3 separate regions of the Mus musculus genome follow, and regions 1 and 2 are each linked to region 3. A link is a loop called in an ENCODE intact Hi-C map of the cell type or tissue named here. Cell type or tissue: gastrocnemius. All regions are shown on one strand. Each heading gives the region's core, and the rest is flanking DNA. Links, peaks and the distances in the headings are about the cores only. Region 1 overlaps Ttc23l (tetratricopeptide repeat domain 23-like). Region 2 overlaps Rai14 (retinoic acid induced 14). Region 3 has its middle 44 kb from the start of Gm19276.

Evidence for each region. A loop is a pair of places that touch in the nucleus more often than their neighbours do. Peaks named below come from ENCODE experiments on the same cell type or tissue, not always from the same donor. Only the 100,000 strongest peaks of a DNase experiment are listed, where the experiment ranks them.
Region 1: a loop joins it to region 3, with 6 times the contacts of the local background. A loop is called at or near these places in 28 of 42 quality-filtered maps.
Region 2: it touches region 3 in a loop (5-fold over the local background); 5 of 42 quality-filtered maps call a loop at or near these places.

What each region holds. Positions count from the first base shown.
Region 1 is chr15:10,496,553-10,507,294 of GRCm38, forward strand. It overlaps Ttc23l (tetratricopeptide repeat domain 23-like), which reads right to left. Exons shown (of 13, transcript NM_001378877.1): 12 at 5,539-5,639; 13 at 3,550-3,627. The coding sequence ends at 5,564. It also overlaps a transcript of Rad1 not described here. Among named protein-coding and RNA genes, the nearest start is that of Rad1, 16 kb to the left of the region's middle. In gastrocnemius, for the core only: a CTCF peak has its summit at 4,485 (motif pointing right); a DNase peak (open chromatin) is centred at 4,489.
Region 2 is chr15:10,579,012-10,589,753 of GRCm38, forward strand. Rai14 (retinoic acid induced 14) reads right to left here. Exons shown (of 18, transcript NM_001166408.1): 11 at 10,248-10,334; 12 at 8,827-8,913; 13 at 4,771-4,825. Among named protein-coding and RNA genes, the nearest start is that of Gm10389, 16 kb to the right of the region's middle. In gastrocnemius, for the core only: a CTCF peak has its summit at 4,578; a DNase peak (open chromatin) is centred at 4,603.
Region 3 is chr15:10,868,078-10,878,819 of GRCm38, forward strand. No RefSeq gene overlaps it. Among named protein-coding and RNA genes, the nearest start is that of Gm19276, 44 kb to the left of the region's middle. In gastrocnemius, for the core only: CTCF peaks have their summits at 4,487 (motif pointing left) and 4,693; DNase peaks (open chromatin) are centred at 4,481 and 4,658; H3K4me3 peaks cover 545 bases; H3K27ac peaks cover 311 bases.

The DNA of each region.
Region 1 (10,742 bases), core at 2,416-7,415, 370 kb before region 3:
CGGGTCTCTAGTCTCAGGTGGGCAAAGCGTCGAATAAATTGACAGACAGATGCACACAGGAGAGGTTGTGTAGTATCTGAATGTAATGTCAACTCGAGTATCAGACTTTTTATACAGAAGACAATAAGGAAGTTGGGTGACATACAAAGAAGTTTGGGTACAAAGAGGTTTCTGGATTCTTACATAAAACAGAGGAATGCAAACACAGAAGGTCTAACAGGAACCACCTGGGATAGAATTCATTGTTAACAACTGGGATCAACAAGGGCTCCACCTAAGATTCACTAATCTTAGAAGTCAGGCTCAAGGGCTTCATGCCCTTGCCATAGTTCCTATTTTAGTCTATTGTATAGTCCACCTTCCCCTTAGGTCTTTAGTGATGGTAAATTCCTGTGTAAGGGAGTGACTAGCTTTTATTCAAAGTGGTAGTGTAGTATCAGAGACTATTCTGAATGTCAGTGAATAGCAACATTTTTACTGAATTTCAAGCCCATGATCTTTCTCAAGGATGTTCTAGGACTGTTGGAACACTGGCGGAAGGCTTTAACTATGTCAGAATTCAATCTTAAAAGGCACTTATAGGATAATACTAAAAGAGAGCACGTGGATCCATACACTAGACTAATGCAGGAATGGAAAATTAATGTATGGGTTAGAGAGAACACCAGACTCCAGGAGCGAGTTTCTATGAAACTCTTTTGCCTCATGAGTAGCTTTTAAGCCTCAGCCTGTCAAGCTGACTCAACCGGAGAGCGTGGCAAATAGACAGTGCTGCAGTTAGGAACGCTAGGAGTACTTGAATGTGCAAATCTGTTATGGATAGGAGTTTTGATTACCTTTGCAATATGTTTTTCTTGTGAAATTAAATAGCTTATGGATTCGTATACGATAGCTATAGATACCCTTGGTAAAGCTAAAGAAATTCAGGATTGTAAACTGACTAAATTAACTCAGAGAAGTGCCTTACCCTTTCATGAAAAAGATGAGTCCTATCTATTAGGGTTGTGGCCTGTCCCTCTAGGGATGATATAGAAGTTTGGTTCCTAAATAGTCTTCCTTCCTACTGTTACTGTCTGAAAGGTTTTGCTTGCTGTTATTATCCGAGAGGTTTGGTTGCTGTTACTAACTAGGTTGGAACAGTATTGTCTGGTCTCTGAACAGGTGGAACTTTGATACGAAGGAGTGAATTGATGACTCACATCTTAAGTACAACGAGCTGATGGACAGGTTGCAGAAACTTTGCTAAAACTGCTTAAACGTCTCCATATGACATGGTCTGATTTGGGCTTGGATTTCTTCTAACTCGATATGGAGATCATAAGAAAATAACTTAACCTCATACACCCCAAAATGCCAGTGTCTACTAACTAATTCAAAAGAGTAGTGTAGTTCAGGCCCATTAGCAACTGTATGCATATGTCTACAGCCATACTACCCCAAACATATAGAGTTTAGTCTGGTCTTGGAAGGTAGGCAGAGTTGGCCCTGGTTAGCACTTGGATGTAGAAAACATCAAGAGTTTGATTGTGGAATCCACTTGCTGGCTCCCAACTGATTGAATTTAGAAAGCAGCTTGGTACTTACCTAGTTTTCCAAAGATAGTGCAATTTCAAAATTAGGTTACGTTATACTCAGCATTTCTACTGTTTCTTTGAGTTCACAAAGCAATAAGATTTTAAGTTGGTGAAACTACTCTTACCTCTAAACACACAGTTACCACAGTGGTTTGTGTCTCTATCTTTCCCAAATCCATAAACTGTCGCGCCCGCTCTCGACCAGCAAGAACGACGCGACCACCAGTCCTTCTAACAGCAGTTTATTCAGTCCTGATTCTTCTTGTTTATATCTCCCCCGAACCCTGGGCCTCTCACTCCTTTTATACTCTCTCTCATCCACGCACCGCAGGCCACGCCCCCTCGCCAGTCACGAGGCTTCAGCTAATCAGTGCAGCAGGGGCAAATCTCCACCAAATTGGATTCACCTGTATCCTGGTACACCTGCGCAGCACTCAAGATGTTTGTGTCTTATATGAGGAAGTCAGGTGCAAGTCATATGACTTAGCTGCAGTCCCTGGCGCCTTTGGGACTGCCGCCACACCCGCTCCCCACAATAAACCACTATATGGAAGTGGAGACAACTCTTCCGATGCTACTTGAGGCAATCAGAACTTCTGGATGAGAGCAGAAGTTCCATCTCCAGGCGGGACTGAAGCTAACAATGACAAGCCGAGTAACCAGCAAACAATCAATGATAAAAAAGCAGAGTCAGGACTGCACCTGGGGACTTTGATTCTGACTGCCAGACTAAGGCATTCTGGGGAAAAGATGGCAGCAGCCCAGAGAAAACCAACCAGTCTGTGGGCTAGCCTTGATATGAAATGGTATATGTGTGCTCTGGCCACAGCCAAACACTGCTCATCACTTCCTATCACTTGGAATTGTATGATTACTGGATTTTACAGGCTGAACAAGTTAGTTCTTGAATAAAGAACGGAAATGTTCTGTGAGTACTAATTGAAAGGGTACTTGGTAGCGAGACACTAAGTTTCCCAAAGACAAAGTCTTTGAATTCCATTAAGTCAATTCAGGTAGCAAGCTGAAGGGGGGCTTTTTTTTTTAAAGTTGTCTAAACTAATATGAAATTTCTCTCTTGCCTTTTTTGCATACATGAAAAATAACATAATTTTGTTGCAGCAGCAATACTCCAGGCTAAGCTGGCCCATCAGCTTTTACTCCCAGGAGATTCTCCTGTCTCTGCCTCTCATGTCTCCTAGGAGTGCTGGGATTACGGATACATGCCACCACATGCAGCCCTCTATCTTACATGGCTTCAGTGCTCGAATATAGGTATTCATGCTTATACCCCTTGATATGCTATCTTTCCAGCCCTCCCCTTTCTAAAGTTTTTAAAATCCTTAGATTGGTGGAGGCAGTGTGAAAGGAAGCCCCATCTATAATCCAGGAATAACTACCAGACTAACCTTAAACAAATGCCTTAATCTCTTTTCTACTATCCACAGGTCACTTATAAAATAAGGTCCTTTCTGATTCTAGCATACAATCAGATCAAGGCAGATGTCGCAGGAGACTCAAGCGTTACTCACAAAGCAGTTTCGGTGGCTGTAAACAGGCTGTGACTGAAACCACTTCCAGTCTATTAGCGTGTTCCTTGATAAACTGCTCAGTGAGGTACTGAGACTCTGGTGCAGTTCTCCAGCCCTCTCAGCACGTGGTTGTGTTCAACCCACAGTAGCTAAAAGAAGAAAGTCAAGACTTCACTGAGTTACAATTAGAAAAGAGCAATGGGAGGTGATAGAGACCCAGAGACATGGAGTACTGCCTAAAGGATTTCTTTACCAGGTTATCTTGTTAGAAACCAAGATCCTGGTTTCTAATAGCTCTTACATAGCCTACCCACAAGGCTGTGAAATGGAAGTCTTTCCTCAAGAGTCATTAGAATCCTTAGTTTAAAACAAAACAAAACAAAACTCGCTTCCACTTTGGCGCTGTTGTTGCATTCATGCTGATAAACATATGGTGTGCTCTCGAATTCTGGTTAGCAACAAGGTTGTCTTTATTGTTGTCTATCTTATGTAGAGTTTCCAGTCCCTGATAACACTCTCAAGATCTAGAAAGGAAGAAGAGGGATTTTCAGTTGTGTTGGTTCTACTCTCCAATGGCAGATGCCCCTGCCCCAACACCAACCACATCACTCACTGCCTTATCAGTGCTGAAATGCTGTGCTCATTCTGAGGCTAGGACAGCATCGCATGACCTGACATTACCCTATCTAACCATGTTGAATGAGTGTTTAAACAAATTCAAAATAGGACTAGAGTCTTGGATTTGGCCCAAAAGACCAAAGCTCTTCTTCCCTCGACTTAAATGACAAACTCTGGGTATCGTAACTACCTGGGTTGCATTTAACCTGCCGCTGAGGAAAACCTATCTAATTTATCCAATGTACTTCAGGATTTTCAAGTAATTTCCGATGGGCACAGAGATTCAAACGCCACGCTGTAAGAGGACCCACCTTGCCTGTTTCTTCCTATTAAGGCTTCTATGCTCCCATTCCTTATACTGGGAGAGCTGAACTGCTATTAGGATTGTAGGCCAAAATACTCATCCCCAAAGTTTCTATGAAGAGTGCTTTTCAGACACCGTGCCTTCAGTCTAAAACAGGGTGATTTCATAACCCTTGGAGGGATGGAGTAACTATATTCCACAGAAATCTGATACACAATTTACAAGGAACTTGGGGGTTTAAATACACAATTTCACTTAAGATTGTTTCGTGTTCTGACTGCTACCGGGCTACATAAGATACAGGAAGTTACCTATGGCTTTAGTTACCTTGTCAGTAACAAGAGATAACGTTAGCAGAGGAAACAGGCACAGATACAGTTCTGCTCAAGGGTCCCACTAAATCAGAGGTGGGCAAAAATCTGAGCTCCGTGACTGCTAGGAGAGTGAGTCAGCCAGCTGCCACACGGTGGCAGGATTCCCCTGTCCAAAACCCTATGTTGTCAGACACACAGATTTGCTAAGTATAGTCAGTCTCTTCTTTGTGTTTGAGTGTTCATTTCTAACTGTGTTTCCTTTTCTGTTTTCAGGGGTTCTAGATCCTGTTTGAAACATTAACCAACAAAATGTTTTCCCCATGAGATTAGTGTTAGCTTTCCCAAGAAGCCAGCCCCTGCCTCCATTTGCTTCGAGTATCGATGCTCTAACAAAAGATCATGAAATCACAATAATAAAAATGGCTGACAACCTAGTACATGGTTACTGTGGGTGAATGCTTTGTAAGCGCTCCATTTGTTTCTCACAGTGATCCTGACACAAGGATGGTACTCATCTTTATTTTATAGACAAGGGAAATGGGGTTAGATAGATCTAGAAAGTATTAGTGGTCCAGGGATCCCTGTTCCCAGAGCTACACTGAAACTATAACCCACTGTGTTGCCAACAGTGACCTCAACGCTTAAGTGTTCTACCTGTCACACCTCCCAAGTAGCTGAGACCATAGGCAGATGCCTCCATGGTTAGCATTTGAGCTGCTACTCTTAACTACGGTGAATCGTAAGGAACTATTAGGTCACAGGGACATGTTCAAGTCAACTTTCTATGATCAGGTAAATGGTTGATTGGTGACATAATTGTTATCCTAAGACTGCATCATGCCTTAAAGAAGAACCCAAATTCTTTACCAAACTATAGAAGGACTCTTGAACCCTCAGATCGAGCATGTCCTACACCCTTTGATTTGAACAACTGACTATTGCAAAAAGAATTTAGGTTCATAGAAACACAATAGCATTAAAAAATATTAATTTGCTCTACAGATGTAAGGAGCAGATGTAGTGAATTCCCAGTCCAGTTACAGCACCCACATCACCTTGTTGGCTGCTGCTTGTTTTTTTTCCTAAGCTGATTTCGACCACAGCTCTTTCCCACTCCAGGGAGGCTGTGTGCACCTCTCGGCAGTCACCATTCCCTATCGGAAATAGGAGCAAGAGCTGTGCAATTGCCAAGTACTTACCTTTCGTCCTGGGCATCGCCCTCCTTCACTCCATTCTGTCTCTGCATGCACTTTTCTTCTTTCCTGGAGCAGCTACTTTTTTCCATCTGGATAAACTTGCCCTTTGGAAAACAGCTCAATGGTTACCCCATGGAGGCTTTTCCGGGTCCTATAGCTACTCTCTCATTTCTATTCTCATCACACAGTGGGCTCTAACCTGGAATGCACACTCTGTATTTTACTGTTTCTTTGAGCTCCTCCTTGCATCGTGGGCTGCCCCCTTACCATGAATGACTGGGGTTTATTTACGATGGTTACCTCTGACATCCAGTGAATGTGTTTTATTTATGTTGCTTATCTGTGACATCTATTGCTGTACCAGTTATTTAGGAGGGTCTTATCAGATGTTGAAAGCATGAGTAAGACAAGTATACTCTTGATACAGGTCTCTCCAGAGGTAACTGCCCCGGGGCCCATTTCTACCTCTCTCAGCCTCCTAGCCCAGGAGTAGCTGCTCTGTTGTGTTTCTGTGACCAAGAGGCCTTGAGGAAGGACTCAATGCAGGTAGTAGACACAAGCTATGAAACAGGATGTAAAGGTGATGGTTTCTTTGGTTCTAATTATGTCATAGATTTTTTTTTCCTTTCTGGGTGGTGAACAAGTCCACTAAAAGACATTTGCTAAAGAGTAAAATCCAACGTGAAGCGCCACAGCTTCTGCTCTAACTCTATAGACGATTATTAAGATGTGTTGTTTTGGGGTTTGTTGTATAATGTTGTTTTGTTTCATTTTTTTTTCTTACAAGTTTTCTTTTTATAATAAAGGTTTTTGTTTGTTTGTGTGTTTGTTTGTTTGTTTGTTTGTTTGTTTTAAGATGCTTGGACCCTAACAGGTCAATGAATTTTGCGGTTTCTGGTTTGTTCTCTTTTTGTAAATATTATTTTCCCCCTGTGTTGGAATATGCAGCTTTAAAATCCATCCATCAAAAAAGCTCTGTCAATATAACTTCTCAGCTTGCAATTATCCCAGAGAGTTTGGCTGTGATGAAAATAAAGCAGATGCTCTCTGCTTTCCTACTTCCGACTAATAAGTCTGGCTTCATAGGTACAGCCAGTATCTATCAGTCTCCCATGGCCTAGCACACGCTGGTGTGAAGTACGTAAATACTCTCACTCTGCACTGTAGAGTACAGATACTGTTTGATTCCTCATTAAAGAAAGCTGAAATGTGGGGTAACTTGTACATGGAAAGTGTTGGAACAAGATTTAAACAACTTCACAACACTATGTTTAGTATGTGCTCTACATTATTGTAATTAGGATTCTCCTGTAACGGGGATGGGGCACTTTGCAAGGTAATGGTGACTTTCTGATTATGTAGCACATCTAGGCAGGTGTTGGCCCAAACATTAATCTCAAGAGGTTGTTCTACTAATGGAGTTCATGCTAATGTTAGCAAATGGCGATGTCCTATTTGTCAGTAAAATGGCTTCTTCATCGCCATTCTCTCCACATCTGGAATCTTTGTCAGTCTTTGTCATCATCTCCAATCATACACTCTCCAGGCCAGATGGCTTTCCAAGCCAGCTTACTCACATTAACTCATTGACTTACAACAACCCTATGAGCTGAGCATTCTATGTTTATCCCTAGTTCATGGAGGAGTTGTCCAAGACCATATGCTAACACATAAAAGAGCCAGGTTATACCACAGCCACTGGCTGAATCCCACTGCTACACTAAATTAGCTCTTAATACTGACACTTAAACGACATACTTTAAATTTATTTTCCATCATCACAAATAAGATGCATGTTATAAATTTTAAAATAAAATAACAGAGATATATAGCACAAAATCTCCACACACAAATGACCCAGAGATAATACTATTATCTTTAGTAATCACATATTTTTAAAAACCAATAGGGGTTTTTTTTCTTTCTCCTTCCAATATATCTGAGGTATTCTCTGTGACTCTCCAAAGCTACAACTCATGGTTTTGAATGACCATGTTGTAACATACAGCACTCTTTCTTCTGGTTGGCATTTGAGTTCGTCTACCATATTTTTTCTTATTAGAAACAAATTGTTAAGGAAGGTAAAGACAGACATGCACATAATTTGTGTACAGATCTCAAAGGATGGATTCTGAACCATTTTTCAGAGTCATGGGACACATACATTTAAATGTTTTACTAACCATTTTCCCTTCAAAATACCAACAAAAGGTAGTATAACAACCAATCATATCAACAAAATACGAAGAGGGCGGACTCTGCAACCTTTTTCACAAAAATGGACTTATAGTTACAGTCTTCATTATCACAAATTCTCGGCTAACACTTGGATTTGTTAATGCTGCATGAGACTGGAAATTGTCGGCTCACTGGTTGTTTACAGTTCCTTAATGTTTCATTGCAATAGGGTAATTACTGTTTTCTGGAAAGTTTCTCCTCCGCTGGCTTCTTTTCTGTTTTTTTCTAAGGTCTCTTTGAGTCTCCATCTAATAATACAATGATAATGGTTGTTGTTGTTGCTAATATTACTGTTGCTACTACTACTATTAACTACTACTACTAACTACTACTATTACTACTACTACTAACTACTACTACTATTAACAACTACTACTGTATTAACTACTACTATTACTATTACTACTACTACCTACTACAATTAACTACTGCCACTACTACTACTACTGCTGCTACTAACTACTGCTGGTACAACTAACCACCATTACCACCACCACCCCTACTACAATTCATGAAAGCTGTGTTTCTGACATATATTAAATGCTTAGATAGAGCATTCTTATTATTGTTTAGAGATAGAGTAAGCTGGGAATTCTCACTACATTTGTACCCCAGTACTCAGCTACTAAATCAGGCTATAATCTCTCCCAAATAAGCATGAATTATCTCCAAAACTCTTTCCAAGTCTCATTGTTTCATATACACACATTCTGTAGATTGTTTTATCCTTCTCATGGGCTTCGGAAGGAATATTTCTCCTGAGTCCTTGCTCCAAACAGCCAACAGCTTACTAGATATTGCCAAATGGGTGTACAGGGAGTACCTCAAACACAGCACAGGCAACGTGGAAATCATTATCTCCCTAAGTCTTATGTATCTCTCCTCCAGGATGGTCTCCTCTGCCAGCACTGCCCATTACATATTTATCTCGTTTTCAGGCCGGGGACTTCAAAGCCAACTTGAGTCTTGCCACTGACATACTTCACATCTAATTGGTTTCAACTCAGATGGCAGAATGTTTCTCAATATATCGTCAATACATTCCTTTCTTATAGCTTAGGTACTTAGGGGTCTCAGCATCCTTCTCTTAGGCTATTGGATCTGCCTGCCAGTGTGCTCCTTACTTCTCCCTACTTGTCTTTCACATCCATTGCTATTGAAGTTCATGTCTGAAAGCTGATAACTGTTATCATATCCTGTTCGAAGTTCTTCCATAGCTGCCTTCTGTATAAGTCTGAACACGTAGTATAGTTTATGAAAACCCCATGGTATGGCCCAAATATTTCACCTCAAGTTTATCCACAGCTTGCTATTATCTATGAACCTTAAAGTGTAACAACTCACGACAGCAGTTTCTTCACAACAGTGCTTACCGAGGAACACCCACTCTGGCTTCTTTTCTATCTGTGGTTTCAGTCATCTATCTATGTTTGAAGATACCCTACCCTTCCTGCATGCCGTTTACACTCACAGTTTTGGCTTCACAACGTATTCCCTATCGTTTTTTATTTATAATTCTATTAAAACATACTACAGAGTAGTTTCAAACTGGTTCTGTGTATATTTTCTCCAAAAGGAACGTCTCTTGGACACATTGAGTATTTCTTGTTCTTTAGGAGCTTGACCTACGAACGATTAACCTGAAGTGCATCTGTGACTCAGGTAGAAACTTAACAACTTCCAAGTTTATTTACAAATCAGAAGTTCTCTCTGTCTTTTCTAACCACTGAGATCTTAAGCGGTGCCCTTGCAACTGTTGTTTTGCTCTGGAATTAACTCCTGCCCCAAGCAGCCCGTTCTGCTCTGACTTCTTTGCAGAGCCTCCATAGGACACGACTTCAGGCTGCTGGCTATGGCAGTCCAGTGTGGATTTCACTGAGTTCCCGGAAGGAGGTGTCACAAAGCACACGAGAGCACACTGGGACACGAGCGGGGTCCCAGGACATCTGGGACTGATTGTTCCAGTGCGATGCTGAAGCCGAGAGAGCAACTCCTGCCCTGCTTTTGGCCATCTGGGCTTTGGCAACTGCCCCATGGCTTTGCTCAGCAGTTCTTGGGAAATGAGATACGGGCTTGTTTCACAGAAAGAAAAACGTTTATTGACGCAATATCTACTACAGCAGAGGACTTCAAAAGACTCTTCTTTTCCCCTTATATGGGCTCTAGCTAGGTCTATATCTCATTGTCTTAGCAGAAAGAGAGCAATTAGAGACTTACAGTAAAATCCCAGCAGCCTTGCCTCTTCCTGGACAAATTAATGCTAGAAACTCAGTTTTCAGTGTCTCCACATGTAAAATGGGTTCTGGAGTACAGCCTGCTGAAGAGGCCTCTCTATATGCGGATGGAAACCCTTCAAAGCCAGGTTCTTTACATAGTGAAAGAGTAGGAACCTGAAATCTCATCAGCTTAAGTTCAAGCATGTAAAGAAACAGACTGCCTGGCGTCTGCATTGGCTTCCACAAATGTCCCCTAGTTTCTCCTCGTTTCACGGCACTGGTCACCTTGAGGCTACTGAGAAAACATATTCACTCCATTTATCTTGCATTCTTCCTTTTGGAAAGTTAGAGATACATTTTATTAACTCTTGGAGTATACATGATGTTTTGGCCATCTTATCTCTTACCCCTTCTCCTCCTAATCCACCTCTCGTCTTACCCACCTGGCTAACTTTGCATTCTCCATTTTTTAAAGCATTAGAGTCCTGCTAATGGCTACGTAATTTTACATGTATGTCTTTAATTTGTACAGATCATGCATGCTGTCCTAATTCATATGTACAGCTGCTGTAGACAGAGGACACGGTTGCCCTGTAGTCATCCAACCATCCCTGCCCCTTACAGTCTTTCTGCTCCCTCTTCTACAATGGTTCCTAAGCCCTGGGAAAAAGGGAGCATGTGTGGATGTCTCCTTTAGCTGCGCGCCGAGCAGTCACTTACTCAAAAAGGACAAATGGTTTACTCAGGTTCATG
Region 2 (10,742 bases), core at 1,861-6,860, 290 kb before region 3:
CACAGTCTGTGCTGTGCTCTGTAAAGACTTGCAACACACGTTTCTTTCACTGTTCACTGACAAAGGCTTCAGGACGCTGGTCAAGCTCTACTAAGAAGCATTCGCCAACCAGCCTAGCGTGGAATGATCGCTCCTTATCATACTAAATTTACCATTCTTGGCAAGCCACAATTGTTAAGTGTACTAATTATAATCAGCACACCAAAGCAACATCAAAGAACCCTGAGCAGAGTTCTCACTGGGACAAGGAGGACTACTGGGTGCTCAGTGACCCAAGGGACTTTCCTCAGAATGCCTGCCACAGTGCATTTGGAAAGTTTCCTAGGACAAAAATATCTACCTGATGAAGCTGTGTGTACTGGCCCAGCTGTGTTACTTCCTGACGGCAGCTCCTTTAACAATGATCATTGGCCACAGGTGACAGACCACACTCTGCACACAGCAGATGGCTTTTTATGCGTTTCATTTTTACCACAGCCACTTGATGCAGACAGGAAAAGTCTCAGTTTGGATGGATACAAAGTAAAGCTGTATCTGACGATAAGGTGCTATTCTCATGTCTGATACTAGGTGATGCTCTCTGAGTCCCTCTCTTCTCATGTCTGATACTAGGTGATGCTCTCTGAGTCCCTCAATTCTCATGTCTGGTACTAGGTGATGCTCTCTGAGTCCCTCTCTTCTCATGTCTGATACTAGGTGATGCTCTCTGAGTCCCTCTCTTCTCATGTCTGGTACTAGGTGATGCTCTCTGAGTCCCTCTCTTCTCATGTCTGGTACTAGGTGATGCTCTCTGAGTCCCTCTCTTCTCATGTCTGGTACTAGGTGATGCTCTCTGAGTCCCTCTCTTCTCATGTCTGATACTAGGTGATGCTCTCTGAGTCCCTCTCTTCTCATGTCTGGTACTAGGTGATGCTCTCTGAGTCCCTCTCTTCTCATGTCTGGTACTAGGTGATGCTCTCTGAGTCCCTCTCTTCTCATGTCTGATACTAGGTGATGCTCTCTGAGTCCCTCTATTCTCATGTCTGATACTAGGTGATGCTCTCTGAGTCCCTCAATTCTCATGTCTGGTACTAGGTGATGCTCTCTGAGTCCCTCAATTCTCATGTCTGGTACTAGGTGATGCTCTCTGAGTCCCTCTCTTCTCATGTCTGGTACTAGGAGATGCTCTCTGAGTCCCTCTCTTCTCATGTCTGATACTAGGTGATGCTCTCTGAGTCCCTCTCTTCTCATGTCTGGTACTAGGTGATGCTCTCTGAGTCCCTCTCTTCTCATGTCTGATACTAGGTGATGCTCTCTGAGTCCCTCTCTTCTCATGTCTGATACTAGGTGATGCTCTCTGAGTCCCTCTCTTCTCATGTCTGATACTAGGTGATGCTCTCTGAGTCCCTCTCTTCTCATGTCTGATACTAGGTGATGCTCTCTGAGTCCCTCTCTTCTCATGTCTGATACTAGGTGATGCTCTCTGAGTCCCTCTCTTCTCATGTCTGGTACTAGGTGATGCTCTCTGAGTCCCTCTCTTCTCATGTCTGATACTAGGTGATGCTCTCTGAGTCCCTCAATTCTCATGTCTGATACTAGGTGATGCTCTCTGAGTCCCTCTCTTCTCATGTCTGATACTAGGTGATGCTCTCTGAGTCCCTCTCTTCTCATGTCTGATACTAGGTGATGCTCTCTGAGTCCCTCTCTTCTCATGTCTGGTACTAGGTGATGCTCTCTGAGTCCCTCTCTTCTCATGTCTGATACTAGGTGATGCTCTCTGAGTCCCTCTCTTCTCATGTCTGATACTAGGTGATGCTCTCTGAGTCCCTCTCTTCTCATGTCTGGTACTAGGTGATGCTCTCTGAGTCCCTCTCTTCTCATGTCTGGTACTAGGTGATGCTCTCTGAGTCCCTCTCTTCTCATGTCTGATACTAGGTGATGCTCTCTGAGTCCCTCTCTTCTCATGTCTGATACTAGGTGATGCTCTCTGAGTCCCTCTCTTCTCATGTCTGATACTAGGTGATGCTCTCTGAGTCCCTCTCTTCTCATGTCTGATACTAGGTGATGCTCTCTGAGTCCCTCTCTTCTCATGTCTGGTACTAGGTGATGCTCTCTGAGTCCCTCTCTTCTCATGTCTGATACTAGGTGATGCTCTCTGAGTCCCTCTCTTCTCATGTCTGATACTAGGTGATGCTCTCTGAGTCCCTCTCTTCTCATGTCTGATACTAGGTGATGCTCTCTGAGTCCCTCTCTTCTCATGTCTGATACTAGGTGATGCTCTCTGAGTCCCTCTCTTCTCATGTCTGATACTAGGTGATGCTCTCTGAGTCCCTCTCTTCTCATGTCTGATACTAGGTGATGCTCTCTGAGTCCCTCTCTTCTCATGTCTGATACTAGGTGATGCTCTCTGAGTCCCTCTCTTCTCATGTCTGATACTAGGTGATGCTCTCTGAGTCCCTCTCTTCTCATGTCTGATACTAGGTGATGCTCTCTGAGTCCCTCTCTTCTCATGTCTGATACTAGGTGATGCTCTCTGAGTCCCTCTCTTCTCATGTCTGATACTAGGTGATGCTCTCTGAGTCCCTCTCTTCTCATGTCTGATACTAGGTGATGCTCTCTGAGTCCCTCTCTTCTCATGTCTGATACTAGGTGATGCTCTCTGAGTCCCTCTCTTCTCATGTCTGATACTAGGTGATGCTCTCTGAGTCCCTCTCTTCTCATGTCTGATACTAGGTGATGCTCTCTGAGTCCCTCTCTTCTCATGTCTGATACTAGGTGATGCTCTCTGAGTCCCTCAATTCTCATGTCTGATACTAGGTGATGCTCTCTGAGTCCCTCTCTTCTCATGTCTGATACTAGGTGATGCTCTCTGAGTCCCTCTCTTCTCATGTCTGATACTAGGAGATGCTCTCTGAGTCCCTCTCTTCTCATGTCTGGTACTAGGTGATGCTCTCTGAGTCCCTCTCTTCTCATGTCTGGTACTAGGTGATGCTCTCTGAGTCCCTCTCTTCTCATGTCTGATACTAGGTGATGCTCTCTGAGTTCCTCTCTTCTCATGTCTGATACTAGGTGATGCTCTCTGAGTCCCTCTCTTCTCATGTCTGATACTAGGTGATGCTCTCTGAGTCCCTCTCTTCTCATGTCTGATACTAGGTGATGCTCTCTGAGTCCCTCTCTTCTCATGTCTGATACTAGGTGATGCTCTCTGAGTCCCTCTCTTCTCATGTCTGGTACTAGGTGATGCTCTCTGAGTCCCTCTCTTCTCATGTCTGATACTAGGTGATGCTCTCTGAGTCCCTCTCTTCTCATGTCTGGTACTAGGTGATGCTCTCTGAGTCCCTCTGACATGAAGTCTGGGGGTGGGGGTGGGGTCTTCATTTTGGGGGAGATGAACTAACATAATGAGAGCCTGAGAACAATCCTAAGCAACTGAAATTGAAGTTTCTTCTACAATATAATAGATTCTTTTAAAAGTATCCAATGGAACATTTACTCAGTTACATTAATTAAGATTTGGAAAATTTAACTTTTTTTTAAAAATGTATTTAGTGTATGAGTATTCTGCTGCATATAAATCTGCAGGCCAGAAGAAGGCATCAGATCCCCTTACAGATGGTTGTGAGCCACCGTGTGGGAATTGAACTCAGGACTTCTGAAAGAACAGCCAGTACTCTAACTGTTGAACCATCTCACCAGCCCCAGAAAATTAAATTTCTAAAGTCCACAAATCCACACATTTATAGAACATACACTATAAGAAAGTGAATGTTGGAGAAAAGGGGACCTTGGAAATCCTATAGACTCATTTCAATAGAATTCTAAAGATATATTCTTTGCAACACAGTGGGTATAGGTATCTATCTGCATCTCCTTTAAAAGGGACTTCTTCATTTTTTTTTTTTTTTGTTTTTCTTTTTGAGAGAGGGTTTTACTATACAGCACAGGCTAGCCTCAGAATTGGGGTCCTAGGACAGATCTTTAAAAGGCACAATTGGACTAGAATGTAAATAAATAAGATGATTTTAAAAAAAGGCACCACTGACTAGCCCCTGTGTTGGTGAAGCCATTGCGACTGCATTTGACTTACTGGCACTTTCTTTACCTAAATGTACTTAGAGCCCACGGTGGGAATTAAAGTTAGCTAGTGGGAGCAGCAGGGCTATAGAGTCCCCTCTGTCTTGGTGATATACCTTGCTGCTTGGGTACAATGAGAGTGAGATGCTATAAGCCTGAGACCTGTGGCCTGCACCCCCAAACTGTAAATGCATAAGATGAAATACACAGGCTATAGCAATCTGATAGCTTATTTTTGACACACTAAATAACTAAGACTGAAAACAGGTCCAACAACTGCTGTGCATTTAGTGGGAGGTACAGTAACTGGTATCTGAACTTGTCTACAATCGTAAGGTGACAGGAAATTCTGAGTCCTCCGGGCACTGCTGCTACTCTGCCAACACTATTTACTGCCGCATTCTTAATTAGAGAAAATACTAATGGGAAGTGAGAACTGAAGATGGAATTTTTTTTTACACTCAAACTTAGTTCTTTAACATATAAACCCCTCCTAGTGGAGAAAGCACGCCTGTGCACTGCTGGCTTAGTTCTTTAACATATAAACCCCTCCTAGTGGAGAAAGCACGCCTGTGCGCTGCTGGCAGTCCTGGGACAGGCATGAGCTGGTTCTCATGACCTTACACAGAGGGCTTGACTGGACGCTGCTCTCCTTATGTAAACATGTAAGAAATTAAATGTGGTCAAAGGCAGGAAAGGCGATTTTCCTGTTCATACCTGCAGTACTGTCGCTCAGCCTGTCTTTGTTTTCTTGTATGGAGCTGATCTCAGCCTGTGTGTAGAAACACAAATGACAGTTAAGGAATTTTCCTGAATATCGTGCTCATTACACTTAAGTGTCACACTGACTACTCTCCTTGAGTCTGACCGCAGAAAGAAGGTCTCCTGGGAATCCACTAGTAAAATGATAGAAAATGTCACAACAGGAAAACAGGCAGTTAAAATATATGCAAATAAAAGAAAATACATGCAAGTAAGAGACAATTACTTATAAAAGTATAGTTTTGAAAATTTCAGAAATTGCAGAGGATATACTCTCAGAATATTTTTTTAGAAATTGTAGTTATATTTTAAATTATAGTTTATATAGCAGCCTTTTTTCTGGACTTTATCCTAAAACCTGAGATAGCAGAGTTTTGTTTTTTTTTTTTTTATAATATAGTTAAATAGAACTAGTATTTATGTGTGTCATGAATTGACTAATTAAGTATATTAAACATGATTTTTTTTACATCTATTACTTGTTAAATTTTCTGCTATTAATCCGTTTAAAGGACATAGTAATACGTAAGAGCTGTCTGGGAGGAAAACATTTTGTAAGGGAATAAAAATTTTCATGGTCTTGGACTGATGGTTAATGCCCTTAAGACTTTGTTTGTCCTTAAACTTTGTTAAATTACTGCAAGGTTCCTTGAACTCACTCAATACAACACCTTGCCAGAAATCCCTGTACTTCATCTAGGTGAGCTACAGTGTCAGGAACATACGGAGTTGGTCACTGGTAGCACAGTGGCTTATTTTTGACACTTGATAAAAGATGGCTGTCCCGCCCTTTTCTCTTCAGCTGTAAAAGATACGAACGGTGGCAAACTGCCTCAAATGACAGTTGACAATTTCATGAGATTATAGCAAATGATTATAGCACAGATAGCAGCACCATGGCAACCACAGATTTCCATCAGTCATCCCCAAGGTTTCCTTCTCACAGCCAATCCTTGCCTGCTCTGTCCCCAGGCGGCCAGGACTCCCCGATTTTCATTTTCTACAATGGACTGCCACACAGTAAGGGTATATGTGTAGCTGGTTTTTATTGTTATTATTGTTATTATTATTATTATTGACGGCTTTCTATGTCTGGTGCTGTTTATATGCCACACAGCTCATCCCTTCTGCACGTCATCATTGAGTGATACGCTTTCACACAGATATATCGTATTATCTGCATCCACTCAGTACTGATGGCAATTCAGCTTAGGCTACTGTGAATAAGACAGGGACATTTAAGTATCCAATTCTGTATGGACATTTTTTTTTCCTTTTGTTGGGAAAACACACAGGGCTGGATCATAGAGTAGGCACATGTTTAACTTGTAAAGGAATTGTGAAACATACAAAATAGCTAACATTTTACAATCCCACCTGGAGAAAACGACAGATGTACTTCGACTATATTGCATGCTCATCAACCTTTGGTCTCAGCCATTCTAAATTGGCACTTAAAGAAATCTTGCTTTGCTTTGTGTTGTTTAGGAGCCAGAGCCCACCTTACTGTTGAGAGTTACAATTCACGGTATTGCTGGCTGCAATGCATTGTGTCTCTCCAGCCACAATCTTACTAGATGACGTCAGAACGCTAATACAGGACCATGATTCCCTTGTGTTGCCTATATGAGTGTTCATCTCAAAAGTCTACTGATACGGCCTAAAGTAAAGGAAGTGGCAGTGTGCGGGAGTGGGCCTCAGAATTCACCTTTAATAAGTCCGAGTTGGAGGATGTAAATACACAACCAGCTACACAGGAGGGATTCGTTTAACAGTTAGAAATTTCCCCTGTCCAACTACAACATCCCAGGGATGCCTAGGTAAACAGTCATTATAACCGAGGTCCCCCCTCTTCTTTAAAATACTTTCTAAATACATACTTTACAGAATTGGTAGAATAAGGCCTAATGGACTTTCTAAAATAGATTAATACTGCTTTTATAGTCAGGAAAAGAATTTGTGCAGCCATGAGAAAAGCTTTGTTGTTGTTTTGGTTGGAAATGTCAACTCGGTTTGGTAAGATCAGTTCTAGGTGAGCTATTGTTGAGCTATGGAATGGTTTTTAATGACTGTGTTTTTAATTATGCATGTGAGGGAGACCAGCAGTGGGTGTCAGACCCTCTGGATGGAGTCAAAGGCAGCCGTGAGCTGTCTGCTGTGGGTGCCTGACTGGAACTGGGGTCTCATGCAAGAGCAACACACATTCTTGACACTGAGCCGTCTCTTTTCAGACCTTTTCCTTTCTGAAAAAAATACACCTCACACCTGGAAAACTTTAGATTTGTAAAGCAGTTATGAAACATTACCCTGTGTCTGCTAACATTAACGTCTGTGTTCATAATACATTTGCCAAAAATGGACACCTCAGCACAATGGATGATTGCTAACTAACTTACAACAGTGTGTGTCCAGATTACAGCACTCTCCCACTGGTAGCCTTTTTATATTCACACCAGGGGCACGGTCTGGGCTCTTCTACACATTAACACTGAGCCAAGTGCCTCACTTTACAAAGCTCAGGCTAGCCATGAACTTGCTATCTCCTGGGTTAGCACTGGACTTTTGATCTTTGTGCTTCCGCTTCCTTAGCTGGATATTTCCAGTGTGTGCACTACCACATCTGTCTCTATCCTAGTGTCCAATACAGGATACTGTATTTCATGTAGAGAATCCGTAAAAAAAAAAAAAAATACAGCTGCCATTTTATAAATAATCTATACTCCAGAATAAGGGAGATGAGTGTTACCAACCAGAAGTAGGTAAATTGTACCACCTTCAGTTTTTAAGAATTTTAATTTTGGCTGGACTAATGGTTCAGAGGTTAAGGGTAGTGGCTGCTCTACCAGAGGAACCTGGGTTCAATTCCTAGCACTCACATGCTGTTATCATAACTGACTATGTGACTCCAATCCCAGGGAATACAACGCCCTCTTCAGGCCTCAGAGGGAACTGCATGCACAAGAGAGCAAACTTATTATTAAAACACTCGATGTACTTAAAGTAAAAATTAAAATTTCTAAAATTAACAATACATTTTATTTATGAATTTTGCATATATTTATTGTGTACATAGTGATGTCTTGATTTATATGATGAAGAATGACTAAATTGTGAGAGTTAACATTGCTTCAAGTTTTTGTTTTGTTTTGTAGTTAAAATTGGGCTGGAGAGATGGCTCAGTGGTTAAGAATATTGACTGTTCTTCCAGAGGTCTTAAGTTCAATTCCCAGCACCCACATGGTGGCTCACAAACCATCTGTAATGGGATCCGATGTCCTCTTCTGGTGTGTGTGAAGACAGCTACAGTGTACTCATATACATAAAATAAATAAATCTTTTAAATAAATTACCAAAACGTCCTCTCACTAATGATTATTTCTGTGTCTACATGCACGTGTGAACACACTGTATGTGTGTGCATATGGACCCATGCTTCCATGGGTGAGTGTGGAGGTCAGAGGGCAACCTTGGGTGTTCCTTCCTCTCTATTAGCAACACAGCCTCTCACCCTAAGAACGACAGGAGTGTCAACCCAGGAATAACTGAACACAGGTTTATGTGGATTCTGGAGATGTGACCTCAGCTCTTCATTCAGCAAGTATATCCACTGAGTCATCTTCCTAGCCCTTGACGATTTTAAAGAAGACGACACACTATGAATGGTAGTCACTGTGTTATCGAATAGAGTGCTTAGGTCCTTTTTCCTTCAACATCTTCCCAGATTCCTCACTCTTTTCAACTCCAAGAAAAACCCTCTGTTACTATGACCTCAAGATTTTATATAAATGGCATTTACCTCTTATTTAAAAATTATCAGTAAATATGATTTATTTTTCTAATCTTGTTTCATGGTATCCTCGCTAGAAAAAATAATCAAGGGGCTCTTCATGGTGAAATGTCATGACACAGTGATTCAGAGGTATAATACGGTTTGCACAGTGTTGTATAAATTAAAGCAAGGCCATCGGTATCATAAATACGCCAAGAAACCCCAACACGAAAAGGGGATACCTTAAAGGGCGCTTCAGCAAAAAATACTGACTCCTTTCCTGAAAGTGGTGTAGATGTTATTGATCGTGGGGAGGACACATCACTCAACTGAAAAAGAAAAAGAAAACCACTAATAAAGGGGGGGTCTTCCAAGCCTTGTCTTCCCTGGTGCTGAACAATCCATGCTGTAATCCCTATGGCTAAGCCTAACAGGAGGCTTGTAGAGTTTCAGGGGTAAACTCTCAAGGCATTCTAGTAAAGGTGTCAAGTCAAGGAATTCTGAAAGCTGTCAGAGCATTAACTAGGTAGCATTAATCTATTACCTAACACCAGCTTCTAAAATCTACAAAGTTCTACTGTGGGTTGAGAGCAGTATTAACAAACATGCCAGCATATTTACAAGGACCTACCAGATTCGACAGTCCTCTCCACTATCTGAATATGGATTATCTTCTTTATATCCTATGCTGTCTTAGCAGTAAAACCTATCCTGTTTCTACCTGACATTTCATTGCTGCTGTTGTTGTTCTTGCTCGCCTGACTTATTATTATGAACTCAGAAGGAAAAAAAACCCCTTTAAATATTAGCCACTCATAAATATAATAAGAAAGTCAAATATATTATATCCACATTTTAAGAAACTAAAATTCATTATCAATATCTTAACTAAGCTGTTCATATAAGGAACTAACAACATTTGAGATTATCTTGGAGAAAGAACTCTGTCATAAAATTGGAAGAAATTTCCTTGAGGTTTTATATACATATATATTTTTTCTAATTTTAAGATAGACAAAACCTACAATATTCCAGATTAATAACTGACACTGTCATTTGTGCTCCCCCCGCCCCGTGTGTGTGTGAGCGTGAGTGTGTGTGAGTGTGTGTAAGTGTATGAGTGTGTGAATGTGTGTATATGTGTGTGTGTATGTATGTATGTATGTATATGTGTGTATGTGTGTGTGTGTGAATGTGTGTGTATGTGTGTGTGTATGTGTGTGTGTGTATGTGTATATGTGTGTGTGAATATGTGTATGAATGTGTGTGTGTATGTGTGTGTGTGTATGTGTGTGTGAATGTGTGTGTATGTGTATGTGAGAGTGTGTGTGTGTATGTGTGTGAGAGTGTGTGTGTATGTATGTGTGTATGTATGTGTGTGTGAGTGTGTATGTATGTGTGTGTGTGTGAGAGAGTGTGTGTGTGTGTGTGTGTGCATATGGTGCTCTTCTGGAGACTGAACCTAGGGTTATACACACATAGGTAGGAATGCTATCACTATGCTACATACCCAGCTTGAAATGTAAAACTACTAAGGAAGATTTAGAAGATGTGTTTAGGGTTCACTAATACAACAACCCTTTGGACCTACACACAGACCGACGGCTCTGGGATTGGCTTATTTACTTATTCATTCGTTCATTCGCTTGCTTTTGCTTTTTACCTGGGTAGGACTGATAGGAGGTGGTGGAGCTTTGCGCTTTTTTGGAGTTCCACTTCGTTCTGAGCTTATTTTAGAGACTTGGTCATGCTGAAAGTTATCACAGTCCAGAGAACGGAGGTGGGTTAGTTATGTTAGTAAAGTCTGAGCGAGTAGCCGCAGCCGACGCATGAGCATCACCTGACAGTTACACAGTCAACGTCATCCAGCTCTGAAACACACCGGCCACAGCACAACACCTAACATGCATACGCATGCGCTAGCTTTCAGCAACCCATGCTTCCATGGCAATATTAAAAAAAAGACAAACCCACCGGATTAAGGGAAAGGATGAAGACATGCCTATCATGATTTAGAACCCAGAACGCATTCACAGTCCGCTTTCCCTCACAGCAGAGTGGTCTGCACCTCTGCACCCCACCATTCACCCCACCCCGCCCCCCAACACTTTTAAGGGACGAGGGGTGGGAGAGTCTCAGGTGCAAACGGTCCTGATAA
Region 3 (10,742 bases), core at 1,967-6,966:
ATTGAATCCTGAGGTGTTAGAGAGGCCAAAGACCTACCCCATCTCTAGGAGAAACAATGGGGACGCAGCAAAGAAAGGCACTGAACTATGTGGGAAGTCAGAGCCAGTCAGTTCTGTTGGATCATGGGCTGATTCCGAAGGACCAGTCCCTGGCAGCCCCAAATCCTTCTTCACTTTGGGAAATTCTTAAGTTCTGGGCTCTGGCCCAACAGCAGTCGGAGGCTCGGAGTTCTGAGGTTGCTGTGAGACACCCACGCCCACTTCTCTCCTCTTCACCCTCCAGCCATTTTTGTTCTTTATGCCTCTATGAACGTTAAGCAAAGAGAAGAACGATGTGGTCAAGGTGATATGTATGTTTCCTGGGCTACTCTGACAAAAGAAGGGAACTGTACTGTGTTAAACTGTGGGACCTGAAGTGCAAGGGCTCCCAGACAGGACTCATTCCTCCTTCCAGCTCCTAGTGATCCTTTGTAATTCACTGACATTCCCTCTCCTGAAAATGTATCGCCCTGTTTCTTGCCTGCATTTCCACATCGCAGTCTCCCTCTGTGCGTCTGCCTCTGTGTCCAACTTTCTGACTTGCATAAAGGTTCAGCCACGCACATGTACTTAATCAAGATCTGCACTAATGACTTCATCTTAACTTAATAATCTACAACAACCTATATCCAGCTGAGGTCACATTCTGAAGTATGGGGGTGGGGGAGGGGAGGATTTCAGAATGATGTCATCCAACCCATAACACTCTCCTGGCTTCTCTGAAAGCTCTTCGGGCTGAGGTGGGGAGAGGGAGCTGCAGACCGAGAGGGAACGCACACCAGAACCGCACAGCATCTGCTTCTTCACAGTAACTAAATAGATTGCTAGGTTGAGTCTTTGGTTTTATTTTATATGTGTGGGGTTTTGTCAGCAGGTCTGTGCAGTAGATACATTCAGTGCTTGCAGAGGCCAGAAGGGGGCAGACAGGATCCATAAAGAAACTGTCAGGTAAAGAGTCTTTTCTCATGTACTTGTTTGGAAGGATCTAGTCCAGATGACCTGATGTCCCCAAGGTGTGAGACCAAAGACTGGGATTGGGAGACATTGCTGGTAGTGGAGGGTGCTGGGTCAGACCCTCAAACTCTGCCAGCTGGCTAGCTGTTTACTTCACCTGCAGTGATAGACGGCTCTCAGTCTCAGACTGCCTTGCATCAGTTCTTCCCCAGTCTAGAGACAAGAGGTGCCTTGTGGGAAGCAAGGCCATGACCCAAGCTCGACCTCACACGCGGTTTCTTTCTCGTTGCCCAATTCTCTCGCCCCCGGACAGTTTCGTACTCAGAGGAACAACAGCTCCAGTCTGGGCAGGGTAGTGAGCTCACTGCCTGCTATCACCACCACCTTCTTTGTACAACAACCAGGCCAGCTAACGGTCAAGAAATGGTCCTGTCAATCACCACGAGAGCTCTTTACTGCTTTCAGTGTCCAGGGAGAATACTGGAGGCTCTCCCTCCCACAGCCAGCCCAGTCCAAGTTTCTGCATTAGTCCCTCCTTGTTTATTACCTGCCAGGCTTACTTAGAGCAGCAACGTGATCAGAATGGTCTGGCACATGTATTTATAAAACATAAGTGGTCACAGGAAAGCTGCGTTTAATAAGTAAAGCGAACCAATCAGAAGGGGACAGCGAAGGCTCTCCATTTTACCATATCCAACAACTAAAAGCACAGTAAGAAAGTTCAGTTAAATTCGAACATCAGAGAAATGATAACTAATCCTTTAGTATAAGTGAATCCTGGGCAATGTTTGAGATGCACTCACACTAAACATTATTTATTCTGTCTCTTTATCGGCAACACCAACTTAACCGTACTGTACTGTGGTTTCTCCCGCCTGCGGCGGTTCACGGTCAAGATCTCCAACGCCTTGACTCTTGACTGCTGGGGAGGAAATCTGGGACGTCTCCAATCCTGACGTCAGCAGCCCTTCATTGTGGTAGCTTTCGTCACAAGTGCTGCTCCAGGGCCCCCAGGAGCTGCCTGGAAGGCTCACAATGCCTGCGCCTGGGAAGTCCCGGAAACAGGATGTGCATGGGATTAAGTGTTTGCAGATAATCCTGATTGATTCCTCGGGCTCTGATAGGATTTGTCCAGGATTCCCTGCTCTGTTAATGAGAAGTGAATGTTTAGGTGACATCAATCATGTTAGTGTCCATTAGGTGGAAAATTAGTTAAGGGTCATTTCAGTTACCAGTTCTAAGACACTCTCTCTCTCTCTCTCTCTCTCTCTCTCTCTCTCTCTCTCACACACACACACACACACACACACACACACACACACACACACACAATGCTTTCCTATTATCATCCCCAAATCACGCACTCTGGTTCTCTATGGCTATAAAAACAATACTTGAGTATTGTTGGAAACTTGGGAAGCATACAAGAAAATGAAGAGAAATAAGCAAATGAAGCGTTTCTAATACTGAAAAGTTACTGTCAACATATAGATACATGATCTTTCACTCCGTGTCTTTCAAAATATATATAAATATATATTGTTAGTTTTAAATTTTTAAATTTAAATATATATGTACGTATATACATATATAGGTGATTTGAATATTACCCAAGTTTAATATACATGCGACAATCTAGACATCATGAGTATACATGACTAAATCATACATGATTAAAGTGTATGGGAATATATATAAGTGATATATATATATTCCCATACACTTTAATCATGTAAAGTGATAAGCCAACTGTATACATGATACAAGTTCAAAGAGTTTGAAATGGACGATTCATTACTTATATTAACTGGGACTTAAGACTAGGCAGAGAAAGAGGATAAAATATCAAAACAAGTTCCTGATAAAGAAGAAAGAACATTGGAGTGAAGGCCACAGAGAAAGGTGAATGCTATGTCATCAAGGTGCTAACTGCCCTCTGACTCAACGGTTCCTAGGCAAAGTGAATGTTTGGTGGATAGTGAGGATCCAGTTAAGAAGACCAGTTCCTAATGCCTTCCCATGGAAATATTGACATATACAAGAAAGCAGCCACTCCACAAGCAAGTGGCTTCCAGGATGATGTCACTTCAGTGGTACTTGGGAGTCAGCCGTAGCAAGTCTGTAATCAATATGCTTATAAATTATTAATGCTTATATGTAAGCTCTTTCTTTGGAGAGTTTCTTGTTTGAGGATGCTGGGGCCGAGTTACTCATTTCAGGATGCTGTAATATGAAATTGGGAGCCTTTCACCATTATATGGCAGCTAAAATGGTTTCTGCAGCCAGTTGCTAAGCATTGAAACTTGGGACAGCCATCTGGACGGGTTGTGGCCAGTGTCACAGGCATCTGTGGAGAGATGTCCTCCAGGAGTCTTCAGGCTAAGGGTGAGCTAGAACACACACACACACACACACACACACACACACACACACACACACACACACAAAAAGAGAGAGAGAGAGAGAGAGAGAGAGAGAGAGAATCTGCTATGGACCAAAAAAGCTTCCCTACTTTCCCAAAATGCACCTCCAAACACTCAGATCTCCAAATAAACAGCTGCAGCTTCGTACGCTTCGTAGTTCCCTCCCCAGGAGGACAGCAGATTCTGTGGGACATTACATGTGAGACCCTGGGGACTAAAGACTAAAGATGAGCTCACTCAAAGAGCTGGAATCACCAAACGGACTCTCTGGCTCTTCTCTCACTATCTGTTCTTTCTTCATAGACACACACCTCTCAAGACATATGACTAGGAAAATACACGATTATTTGATAGTTTTCACGGTGTGATGTGTATGAGGTTACCTTAGGAATTCTTCCTAGAAAGTTATATAAATATTTCTTATATTTCTTGCTGAACAGAAACACTCAGCCTCACGGGGATATTAAACAAAATGAGAAATGCCAGCGCAGGAAGAGATGTGGAAATTTAGGATTATCTAGACCACCGTGGTCTAGCCTGGCTTGTTCAATGGTCATCTCGCAAAGAAAAAAAGTGTTACCAAACATGATATTTCTGCAGCCCCCCTCTTACCTCTACCCCTGTGCCCACCCCATTTCCACCCCACCTCACTTCTATTCCTCTCTCTCTCTCTCTCTCTCCAAAGCCCAACTAGCCAATTGTTCAGACACAATACCTTATCGTCTCATCTTTTTGGTAAGAAGTACCTGTCTAGAATGAAATTTCCAACACAGAAGTCATGTCAAGTTCCTAAGAAGTTAAATAAATAAATAGATAAGTAAATAAGTAAGTACGAGGTTAAAGTGTAAAGTCTTAAACAATTGGGGGAAACAATCAGTCAGACAGTTACAACACCCATTGTTTTGGGCCGCCATTTTGAACAATTATAATGAACATTGATAAATTGCATTTAATATTAAAATGCATGCAAGTTCAATATAGAAACTGGAATCTTTCTTGGTGGGTGGACGGAGCACGCCGTAAAGGCCAACTAATCGGCTGCCAGACTGTCAGCTGTTCTACATCGCCACCTAGTGGTGTAGACTGTTGAGGATTTATTTTTATTTTTATTTTTAACTTTTAATTTTACTTTTTACTTATTCACTTTACATTCAGCTCACTGCCCTTCTCTCGGTCACCCCCCCCCCCCCAATCCTTCCCCCATACCCTCTCCTCTCTTTCTCTGAGCGGGTGGGGTCCCCCTGAGTATCCACCCAACTCTGGCACTTGAAGTCTCTGCGAGGCTAGTGAGGCTAGGCTCTTCCTCTCCCACTGAGACCAGACAAGGAACTTGACAATCCACCGTGGCCAATGATTAGAAAAACAGCACCGTTCTTGGCTGTTGCTGACCTCAATTCGGATTCTTTCCTCTCTTTGATTTTGTTTTATTGTTTCTCATCTTACATTTTTAACAAATTCAAAAAACATTCATAGGCTTTCTCTAATATCAAACATCTCCCTTTACTTCTATCACTGGTCAAAAAAGCCCCAGACATCTTATTACCCATTCTCTTCCTCCTTTTACCGTGGATAGGATGAGTTCCTGCCGCCTCTTTCTTTCATGCACCCACATTCCCCTTTCTCTTCCTCTATTTCATGTCAAGGGAAATGCTGTGATCTGAATGGTCACTCTAAAACTTCACACTGAGTTTTAATAGCCTTTCTATCATGGTATAAGAACACTGCACTCCTAAGTGGACTAAGGTCATTCTCACAGATTCGGATAGTTACAGGAGCAGGGCCCTTCTTGTTTTATAACGTACTCAGTCTCAGGTATTCTGTTATAAACCACAGTAAATGGAAGTACAACAGCAAACGGGTCCCAAGGGTCTGGCTGCTGCGGTAACAAATGCCTCAAGTGTGCTAAACGCATTTTGGAACAGGGACGGGCCAGGAAAAGCAGGCTTTTGTGGCGGCACACCCTACCCAACGCCAGCACTCATACCATGATAGCAACACAGCATTTCTGACTCTGGCAGTGTGCTCCTCTTTAATTTGACTTACGATACGGCACTGGGATGGACATGGGTGTGTGTTTTCTTCCAAGCTTATTTTTCCTAAGGTTCTGTGTTATAAACCAATCTACCATATTCAAAGCATGATTGCTGAACCTAAATCACCGTTATTATTTGCCGTTCAGCAATCTCAAATTTAAATTCAACGGAACTGACATTCCCTGAGCAGGGTGAGAGATAAAAGAGATGAGTAAGACCGGACTTCCTCCTTCCTAGAAGCTGCTGGGCTTCTCTGGGGCACAGGGGCAGAGCCAAAAACCCTCTCCTTGGCGCTGAGCTGCAGGACTGTGCCTGTGGGACATACAGAAAAGGAAAATCACAATCAACTGAGCCTTGGTGACTTTCCATCTTCAGGAACCTTAGAAGGGTGTAGCTCATGGTGTCCAGCAAGCCTGTGACTGCTCATGCTAACACACTTTTATGTTTTGTAAATAATATTGTATTTAGTCTGGATGTGTGAAAACAGGGAGCTCCCAGTGACTGTCGTTTGTTCTGTTTCTATAAAAATATTTCATTTTTAATTTCTGTTACTTTATGCATGTGATTTGTCTTTTATTAATCACTCATCTTTTTTCTCCTTCTTATTGGTTAGATTAAAATATTTCCTTCTTATTGACACACACGGATATCAGATCCTGTTGTTTTATACTAGAACAAGTATTGCCTCAGAATTCTTAACCTTTAGTTTTGATTTTTGTGTATAGAAAGTTTACCTTTTATATAGTTATAGGATGTGGCCTGCATGAGTTTTCCCAATGTTAGTTTACAGCCAGCTATTTACAAAGAGTTTACTTTTGTGTGTGTCTCAATTTTTGTAATATGTGCCTTTAATCTACTTCTAATTTATTAATATGTTATGTCCTTTGAGTGGTTTTGAAAGCAGAGGATAATAGAAACTCAGGAGGTAAAAATCAATGGAAGTTGAAAATGTCTGACAAAGTCTTAATGAACTACAAGGAGGAGTTAACACTACACTTGTGAGACCAGGTTTTCATAGCATGAACTTATGTCAGAAGCTCTGGGAAAAGGTGTATATACACACATACACACATATACACACATACATACATATATATGTATATATATATCAATGAAAATAAAAATAATAATGATGAAAATAAAAAACAGTAGCCTAGAACATGTATTGAGAGCCATGTTTTATGGCACTCATCAGTAAGCAACATTTTTTTCAAGATTTTATGTGTGTGTGTGTGTGTGTGTGTGTGTGCGCGCGCGCGCACACACGCGCACACGCGCACGTACATTATCTGCATGTATACCTACATGCCAGAAGAGGGCATCAGATCCCACTGTTGATGGTTGTGAGCCACCACGTGGTTGCTGGGAATTGAACTCAGGACTCCTGGAAGAGCAGCCACTGCTCTTAACCTGAACCATTTCTCCAGCCCCCAGTAAGCCTCATTTACACCTGTCTCCTAAATTGAGGAATAATGAACCTAGGGCTTGCAAGAGCAAAACAAATTATCTATGTTCAAGCAGCAGAAAAGTTGTCCTTGACCCGGAGAATCCCTGCTGTAATCTCTGTGGCACATAGTGTGCCATCTGATGAAGAGGAAGTCTATGACCGAAGTAGACACAACTTATGCTCAGGAGCTAGAAAAGTTGCCAGGAGAGATGTTCTCTGAGCAGTTGGTAGCACTCAGAGATGGTGGTGGTAGTGTTGGTGAGGTCTCAATAACATGGCTGAAGTTATATGGAATAATTTACTCACTGTCTTAAGACACACAATAAAATACTATAGACTAGGTGGCTCACAAATGATAGAAGCCTATTCTTCACAGCCTTGGAGGCTGTCAAGTCTAAGACCAAGTTTCTTGGAGTTTCAGTGTCTGGGGATGGTCCAGGTCAGCCATCTTTTTACTGAAACTTCACAAGCAGAAGGGGAATGAGATTTCTCTTTGGACTCTTTTTTTTTTCCCCCTGTGGACACTAATGCTATTCTAGGTCTTTGCTCCCATAATTTAATCATATCCTAAGAGTGGTCAAGTTTAGACAAGTGACTTTGGGAGGGACATGAACATTTATTTGTTTGCACTCACATTTCTTACTGTTGGTGTTATCTGTTTGCTGCCTGGCACTCAAGCGGCTATGAAGTGGCATCCTTTTTCATGCCTGCTGTGGTAGTATTAGACAGGCCCACAAATACTCTGACAATCTTACCTTTGATCTGCAGAGCTTAATTATCTTCAGGTCAATTATCTTTTAAATGTGGGTGGTAATAATGGTGACTCATTTCTAAATAATCAAATAAGACAGAGTTCTGGTATTTGATTCCCAACTTTAGGATATGAAGACATTGTGGTGGGGTTTGATCTATTTCTATGGGTTCAAATGCTAAATTCTGCATCCCAAGATCTGGTTGCTCCAAGACGAGCAGATTCTCACATACATCAGCCTTTGTTGTGTAAACCTTACCACCCAGTTATTCCTGATTGGTTAATAAAGTTGCTGACAGCCACTTGATAGCTGGGCAGAAGAGATGCAGGCAGGCTTTGGTTTCCAGGCTTGGGATCACTGGTAGGGACAACCAGGAGAGATCGAGGAAAGGAGGAGGAGGAGGAGGAGGGGGAAAGAAGTCACCATGGGGTAATATGGACACAGCATGTGGCTGTGAGACCTGGCCTGACGAAGCAGGAGCAACATCAACGAATATGGCAAGTAATATACTGGGGCTCAAGGCATGAGAACAGAGAAAATACATAAGAGGGCTGATGCCTGCTAGCGCCAGTGCTCTGAAGCTTATTATAATTCTAAGGGTCTCTGTGCCTTTTCTTTGGGTAATAGCTGGTTAAAAAGTAACTGCCACCATATTAATTTTCCCAGTATTAGTTATTAACCTCGGAATATTTAAATCACTACATTGTGGTTTCCTCTTTCTGTTTCTGTTAAGTCACTTACTGTGGGGGGAAAACCAGCCTCCATGACCCTTAATAGCACTACTGAGAAAGTCACATGGCATGGAACAAGCCGAGCCGGAAAGGAACTGAAGACTTCTGCCAGCAGCATGTGAGCAGAGTTAACTGCTCGGAGGTGGGTCCTCTAGCCTGTCAGTCCTCAGTGAGGCCAGTCCTATCCGATATCTTTATAAACCTCAAGAGGGATCCTGAAATTAGCTGTGCCAGTTCCAAATTACAAGCCCACAGACAGCCATGAACAATAAACACTGGTTGATTTAGGGTAATCTGTGAATGAAGAAGAGACAACCAATGTGTCTAGACTCAGGGATCATAAAACATCATTTGCTGTATTCTATTTAAGTGAGTTTTTAGAGCCAGCCAGTCTCAAGAGAAGATACTGATGTAAAAACTGGAGAAAAGAAATGGAGTCATGGCTTAAACTGTCCTAAAAATGGGCAAGTTGGAAGATGGTCAGAAAATATGAAATAAGCAAGTCCTTTGTAGTAGGTGTAGTTGCTATAGTAAAACAATCATCTATGCGATTTCCTGTGAAATTTCTATTATTCTATTGGACCATGGAGTCAATGAGAGCAGGATTTTCATATCTGTTTTGTGTTCATCCACTCTTCCCAAGAGACTTGTACAGTATATAAGGTATGTGATATGCTCACAAAATACCTTACGAACAAACACATATGACTGGTCAGGACAGAGGGAACATATATCTGATCCTGTAAGTTTTCTTTTCTTTTCTTTTCTTTCCTTTTTTTTTTTTTTTTTTTTTTGGTTTTTCAAGACAGGGTTTCTCTGTGTAGCCCTGGCTGTCCTGGAACTCACTCTGTAGACCAGGCTGGACTCTGCCAGAAACTCAGAAATCTGCCTGCCTCTGTCTCCCAAGTGCCGGGATTAAAGGCGTGCGCCACCACTGCCCAGCTCCTGCAAGTTTGCTGTTTTGCTTTGTTATGTACACACCAGCTTTCTGAATGATGCATAAAAATATACCATTCAAGCTTTACATTTGTGTAAAGTTGTCTGCTATTTACTGCATTGTGACCCTTAGCTACTGAACCATCTCTCCAGCTTTTAGTTATTTATATTATTTATGTGTATGGGTGTTTTGCCTGCATGTATGTCTATGTGCCGCATATGTGCAGTGCCCAAAAAGGCTTGAAGCGGCATCAGATCCCTTGGAGCTGGAGTCCCTGCTGGTTGGGAGCTGCCCTGTAAAACTGAACCCAGGTCCTCTGGAAGAGCAGTCAGGGCTCTTATCTGATGAGCATTGTCATCCTTTTAAGATTGCTCAAGTTTGTTTTCTGTTGCTGTGGTAAACTCTGTGACTCAAAGCAACTTGGTGAGGACAGGGGTTTATCTCAGTTTGCAGTTTGAGTCCATTGTCAAAGGAAGCCAAGACAGGAATTCAAGGCAGGAGCTTAAAGCAGAAACCACAGAGGAAGGCTACTTACTGGCTTACTTGCTTCCTCACTGGGCTGCTCAACTCCCTTTCTTACAGAGCCCAGGTGTCCCTGCTCAGGAGTAGAACTGTCCACACGGCACCTGCCCACATTAATTAACAATCAAGAAAATGTCCCCAGACATGCTCACAGACCAATGGGATGGAGGCACTTTCTCAGTTGGACCCCTGCATCCAGTTGTGTCAGGTTGACAGTGGAAGCTACCCATCCATCTCATGTACAGGGTCTCCTGAAGAACACAATGTGAAGTGATTTCTTAAAAAAGGATTGCATGAGCGAAGATCTTAAATTTTAATAGTGACTTGATTACTTTTCTATGCATTACAAAGCCCAGAAAGCACAAAGTGTGCTAAAGGGAAAGGGTGGTCAGTTGACCAGGCAGCACTCAGATAGAGCAACCGCGGCAGAAACCAATGAGTGGGGTTGAACTTGTATAGTAAGAGATGGAATCTTTAAGGGTAATTTGGTTTTATTTGTTTGACAGAAAGTGAAAATTCAGCTCAGAGATACTAAAAGGGTAATAGCATGTTTTCCTTTGCTTAAGAATTCTGTTTTTCAGTTGCTCATAAACACGTATACCTGACAGATGTATAGTATACCAACTATCAATGCATGATATCTTTGTATCACCCTCTGACCAACTTTGAAGACTTCAAGTTTCCCTAACAATAACAGAGGAATGTTTTGCTGCAGTGGTAAGACCAGAATTGTGGTTTATTTACTATTTCATGAAATTTGCTCCTTGATATATCTTAGGTTAGCTTTGATCCTCTTAATAGCCATTTGCCATCCACCTTCTATATCTGACCTAATATTCTCTCAGTTACTAGGTATGGTGCTTTGAATATGCTTGGCCCATGGAAGTTGCACTATTAGGGGGTG